Linked DNA regions of Homo sapiens: region 2 is linked to region 1. Evidence: chromatin contacts called from ENCODE Hi-C data. All regions are on one chromosome and are shown on one strand. The core of a region is the stretch at or near the end of the contact, and the rest is flanking DNA. Distances in the headings are between cores, read along the strand shown.

Region 1 (3,070 bases), core at 321-2,820:
CGGTGGCGCGATCTCGGCTCACTGCAAGCTCCGCCTCCTGGGTTCAAGCCATTCTCCTGCCTCAGCCTCCCGAGTAGCTGGGACTACAGGCGCCCGCCACCACGCCCGGCTAATTTTTTGTATTTTTTTAAGTAGAGATGGGGTTTCACCATGTTAGCCAGGATGGTCTCGATCTCCTGACCTCATGATCCGCCCGCCTCTGCCTCCCAAAGTGCTGGGATTACAAGCGTGAGCCACCGCGCGGCCGGCTTTAACAATTTTTAAACAAAGGTTTACCACAGTGGAGTTGGCTGCCTTTCGAGATGGTGAGCTCTTTTACCTTCGAACTATTTAAGTGCATTCTGCATGTCTATTAGACACTATAGAGTTGGTTCGTTTTAGGTGAGAGGTTGGGCTAGATGACCTCTAAGGGTGTATCCTACCTCTAACTTCTGGGTTCAGACAAAACCAAAGTCCCAGACCTGCCCGCATGTGCGAATTTTTCCTTCATAATCAAGAAGTCAGTCTCCTTGGAGGGCTGGGAGCACCCCCACTCCTGTACTTTAAAAAGTGTATAGGGCTGTGCTTTAAGAGGATCCTCTTCTCAAACTTCCAGTTCTAGAGCCTGATTATCAAAAATAAAAATTCCTCTAGATTTCTCGGACATATTTGGTGACAAGCATTTGCTTTTGTTTGCTTTCATTATTCAATACTTTGGTCTCTAATCTGAACGAGGTCATAGAAGAGGCAGTGTTCTATGGGGGATGGAATTCCTAGAGTAGACTTTGACAAGGCGGGAAGGAGGGCAAATTGAGTCCCGTTGGGTTTGAAGTGGCAGCAGTATCCACTATCGGCGACTTACTGAAGAAAGAAGATAAGATGTTCTAGCTTGGCTGCATCTGCTTTCCCATCAGGGTCCAGCTACCTGCTAGAACAAACTATCACGGTGACCCATGACTCTGCCTTGGTTGAGGTTTGCCCTCAGTGTGGCTGGCTCCCCCATACCTTTGCACATCCCAATCTATCCATCCACCTAGATCTGCTCAGACGCTTTCTCATTCAACTCCCGAGCATTATTTATCCGTGACCTTCCCACATAATATTTCGTAGCGAGGTTACTTACGCAGAGGTCCGATCTCTCTGTTCATCTTCAAGCAACCTGAAGGCAGGCAGGGTCTGCGTCGGATCCAGTTCTGTGCCCCTTGGTAGGCACCCAGGACACTGCAGGCATCAATAAATATCGGTTGGGCAAGTACAGTTGCAGGATGAGGACAATCAATTCTTCCTCAAATGCCGGGAGAGCATCTCCATAGCGGTGCTCTGGGAGCCCGGAAGAAGGCAGGGGAGCGGTGCAGACAGCGTTGTATGCGGGCCGGGGCGGAGGGCTGAGGGCCCGAGCCGGGGCTAGAGGCGCGGCCGGGCCGCCCTCCTCGTGACTCCTCCTCCCCCCTCCGCGGCTCTGAGTCAGGTGATTCCGGCACGTGACGGGGCACCACCTACCCTGCTGCTCTCGAGTAGCAGCTCGGGCGGCCAATAAGCGGCTGGGCTTCGGCTCGGGGCCTATGAGAGCCGGGCTCCGGGGGGCGGGCCGGACTGTGGCGGCTGCCGGGGGCGGTGGCGGTGGTGGCGGCGGCGGCGGAGGCGGACTGGGGAGGCGGCGGCCTGGCTCGGCCTGGCCTGGCCTGTCAGGGCGCGGGCGGCGGCGGCTCCAGCACCATGTCCCTGCAGTACGGGGCGGAGGAGACGCCCCTCGCCGGCAGTTACGGCGCGGCCGATTCGTTTCCAAAGGACTTCGGCTACGGCGTGGAGGAGGAGGAAGAGGAGGCGGCGGCGGCGGGCGGAGGGGTTGGGGCAGGGGCAGGCGGTGGCTGTGGTCCGGGGGGCGCTGACAGCTCCAAGCCGAGGATTCTGCTCATGGGACTCCGGCGCAGCGGCAAGTCCTCCATCCAGAAGGTGAGCAGGGCTGCGCCCAGTCCCCCGCCCCCTCCCCGGTTCTCAGGTGGCCGGTAGCGGGGACGCCCGGGAGGGCGGCGGCCGGGGCCCGCCTGCGCTCCGTCCCTCCGCACTTTCTCTTCCACTCTTGCGAGCGCACAGGCGCGGCCCGCGCGGGGACCCCGACCTCTGTGTCCACGCCCAAGTCAGCTGAAGCCAAGTGGAGCGCTGAAGGCGAAACTGGTTGCCGGGAGGCAGGTGCCCGGTGGCACCGCCCAAGACCTCCGCCCCCTGGGACCCAGCTCCTGTGTCATTTACGAAACTGAGACGTACTCTCCAGTTCTCACTTGGAGAACTTCGTGGACTCCCTCCCCTGGCCCGTTTTGATTTGTTCTCACTTCAGGTGACCTGAGTGTTTCGGGATTCCCAGCAGAGCCCCAGGGAGCAGCGTCAGGAAGAGTTGTGACTAAGACACTGGGCGTTGTAATTCTCGCTACTGATGTGAAGGAGACTTCGCTGTAGCATTACTGGGAATTGGGTAGTGAGATTGCACCCATTTCAGTAGTTGTGGCCTGGTGAATGTAATTACTGGTGCTGTTCCCCCTGTAGGGGTGTGTTTTTAAAAATCTGAGACTTTGAGAATATTTTGCAGACCTAGTCTGTTTGTTTTCACTTTTGGGCCTTCATGAACAAATGGAGGGCTGTACACGTTTGTTTGTTTATGTTTTTGAGACGGAGTCTCTCGCTCTGTCGCCCAGGCTGGAGAATGCAGTGGTGCAATCTCGGCTCACTGCAACCTCCACCTCCCTGGTTCAAGTAATTCTCCCGCCTCAGCCTCCCGAATAGCTGGGATTACAGGCGCGCGCCACCACGCCCGGCTAATTATTGTATTTTTAGTAGAGACGGGGTTTCACCATGTTGGCCAGGGTCATCTCGAACTGCTGACCTCAAGTGATCATCCGCCTTGGCCTCCCAAAGTGCTGGGATTACAGGTGTGAGTCACCACGCTGGCCTACACTGTTTAGTGAGGGTTAAATAGAGGCAAGGTTGACTTCCTCCATCAGCCAAACCCATTATACGCGGAGTGAGCTGGTAATAAAACTAGTATCAGCAGGCACCTGGTCTTTTCACCTCTCCACTCTGTTGCAAAGGCCTATCC
Region 2 (3,070 bases), core at 161-2,660, 1.3 Mb after region 1:
CTGGTAAAACAGGTTTGTGAGGGTGGGAGAAGGAGGAATTCTGTTCAGGGATTACTAGGCAGAATGAATGAATAAGGGAACAGAGATAAATTTGTAAATAGTTTTTTGTGTTTTTTTTTTTGTTTTGGTTTGGTTTTTTTGAAGACAGGGTCTCACTCTGTAGCCCTGGCTGGAGTGCAGTGGTGCCATCACGGCTCACTGCAGCCTCCAACTCCTGGGCTCAAGCGATCCTCCTGTCTCTGCTGGGACCACAGGCACGAGCCACTAGCCCCTGCCAAATTTAATTTTTTTGTAGAGACAGTCTTGCTATGTTAGGCAGTTTGGTCTCAAACTCCTGGCTTCAAGCGATTTTCCTGCCTTGGCCTCCCAAAGCGCCGGAATTACAGGCTGCAGCCACCGTGCTCGGCTGTAAATAGCTACTTTTGACAGTATAAGGGTCTCTGGTCAGGTGTGATTACATTCTTGGGTGGAGAAGAAAGAAACAATTATTCCTTTTGGTAGTCTGGATCTTAGGCAGATAAAGACCTGTGCTTTGGGAGAGATGATGGGCACTGGAAAGGAACATTGAGGCTTCTTCAGTTCAGCTTGTCAGTGAGCCGTATTTTGGGGTTTTGGTTTCTGAGCCCCAACAGCATTGCAGAAAGTTCAGGAAATAGAAGAGGAAAAGCTAATGATTTGAAAAGCTAATGATTTGCCCATGGGTTATCATCTCTGATTGCATTTCCATTTCTTCCTCCCTTCTATTTCCAAATGTAAATGTAATTATAGTTTGCACACAATTTTGTATCCTGCTTTATCGTTAACAAGTCAGGGTTTTTAAAGTTTGTAAATGGTTTACTAATGGCCACATAACACCCATTAATTTGGCTAACTTCCCTACTGCTGGTATTTACATTGTTTCCACGTTTTGTAATTACTAATAATGTGGCAACAAACAGCCTTGAGAGGTTTGCTTTTTCCCAGTTTTTGTTGTTGTTTGTTTTTGAGACATCTCGCTCTGTTGCCCAGGCTGGAGTGCAGTGGTGAGATCCCTGCTCACTGCAACCTGCGCCTCCAGTTCAAGTGATTCATTTGCCTCAGCCTCCCGAGTAACTGGGATTGCAGGTGCGCGCCACCACACCCGGCTAATTTTTGTATTTTTAGTAGAGACGGGGTTTTGCCATGTTGGCCAGGCTGTTCTCTAACTCCTGACCTCAGTGATCCGTCAGCCTCGGCCTCCCAAAGTTCTGGGATTACAGGCGTGAGCCACCACTCCCAGCCAGAAGTTTGTTTTTGAAACTTGAAACTCCCGCCACCCAAGCCTGTCGCTGCGGCCACACCCACTAGGGAGTAGTCACGTGTTTAACCTTTGCCGCGAGGATTTCTGGGAGCCTGGGCACCCCGGAAGCGGAAGTCCAGGAGTTAAACTCGTCATTTCCTCCAGCTAGAGGAGCTCAACTGATCTGTTTTCTTTCGCCCAGCCAAAATCACAGAATGAAGGCGGTGAAGAGCGAACGGGAGCGAGGGAGCCGGCGAAGACACCGGGACGGGGACGTGGTGCTGCCGGCGGGGGTGGTGGTGAAGCAGGAGCGTCTCAGCCCAGAAGTCGCACCTCCCGCCCACCGCCGTCCGGACCACTCCGGTGGTAGCCCGTCTCCGCCGACCAGCGAGCCGGCCCGCTCGGGCCACCGCGGGAACCGAGCCCGAGGAGTTAGCCGGTAAGTGGGGGAGCAGTCCAGGATGGACATTGGGTTGGGCTCATTCAGAAAGGCGGGCAGGGCTAGCGTCCGAAACAGGTTTTGAATGGTGGGCGCAGCAGCCCGGACTTAATCCTGAGGGGCTGTTGAGAGTGATCCAGTCGTGCTTGTGTTATGCTTGCTCTGTCACTTGCATTATAGCTCGGTGTTCAACGCCTAATGACTAACCGGCAGGATCCCACTCCTTCATTCTTGTGTTCCTAGCACTTCGAAGAGTGTGGCCCAACAGATAGCACTGATAATCTGTTAAATTGGATTGAGATTTTCCCCATCCCTCCCACAAATGGAGTGTGGGCGTTGTCTTTCCGGTTACCTGCCAGAAAGGTTTTCACATCGAGGTCTAAGCGAGCTACCTAACAGAAACTGGGGAAAAAAAAAAAGTTACTTCTTGCTAGACTCATTTATTTATGCATTCATTCACCATAGTTTTACTGAGTGCCTATTAAGTGTTAAAGACTGCCCTAGGTATTGGGGCTGCAAGGGTGATTCAGTTAGATGATCTTCACCGATGCCAAATTGGCTATGCTCTAACCCTGAGACATGATAAAAAAATAAACAAAATAGTTTCAGTTAGTAACAAGTATTATTGATAGATTAAAACAGTAATGTGATAGTGAGAGATTGGAGAGAAGAGGGAGGAGGACTCTCTAAAGAGGTGCCATTTGAGCCCAGACCTGACTGATAAGAATGATCCAACCTCTTAAAGATCCAGGCAGAGGAAACAACATCTGCAAAGAACCTGAAGTAGAATGAATTATGATTGAAATGGGAAAAAGCCAGTGTCGGTGGATTATAGTGGTCAAGAAGGTGGGTGGTAGGAATGAGATGGCACAGGGAGGAAGTAGAACCACAGGATGGAGGGATTGTTATTGATGGTAGGGGTGTTGGTAGTGAAGGATAAAGAGTCAAGGGTGACTTACGGATGGTGATGCCAATCAGCGAGATGGCAAGGAGTAGGAGAGGAAAGGTTTTTGAAGGGTTGGGAATTAAGAGTTATGTTACCTAAGTGAGAAGGTTCAGTAGACAGTTGTCTATGTGAGTATGGAATGCAAGGGAGATGTTAGGGCTAGGAAAGTGAACCTCGTGACTCCTTTAATGTGACCGGCAGAGACCTTCACAAATGCGGTGTTTGTGTTAGTAGGTAAGCCTGATACTGGAAGCTAATTTTTATGGGGGAAGGGAAATTGCGATAAAATCCTGTGTACCATGCTCTGAATAGGTCCCCACCCAAAAAGAAAAACAAGGCCTCAGGGAGAAGAAGCAAGTCTCCTCGCAGTAAGAGAAACCGAAGTCCTCACCACTCAACAGTCAAAGTGAAGCAGGTAAGTGGATTG

The links. Hi-C counts contacts between places; a loop is a spot of excess contacts on that map. Pooled maps may share reads with other maps.
Region 2: a pooled map shows a loop between it and region 1 (9-fold over the local background). The contact joins the promoter of SNIP1 here to the promoter of RRAGC in region 1. A Hi-C loop is called at or near these places in 4 of 50 pooled maps.

What each region holds. Positions count from the first base shown.
Region 1 is chr1:38,858,272-38,861,341 of GRCh38, reverse strand. It overlaps RRAGC (Ras related GTP binding C), which reads left to right and starts at 1,570. Exons shown (of 7, transcript NM_022157.4): 1 at 1,570-1,932. The coding sequence starts at 1,696. RRAGC-DT (RRAGC divergent transcript) reads right to left here and starts at 1,449. Exons shown (of 2, transcript NR_186075.1): 1 at 1,103-1,449. RefSeq lists an enhancer at 1,351-1,645 and a silencer at 1,281-2,040.
Region 2 is chr1:37,552,633-37,555,702 of GRCh38, reverse strand. It overlaps SNIP1 (Smad nuclear interacting protein 1), which reads left to right and starts at 1,410. Exons shown (of 4, transcript NM_024700.4): 1 at 1,410-1,697; 2 at 2,956-3,058. The coding sequence starts at 1,474. RefSeq lists an enhancer at 1-156 and a silencer at 1,628-1,687.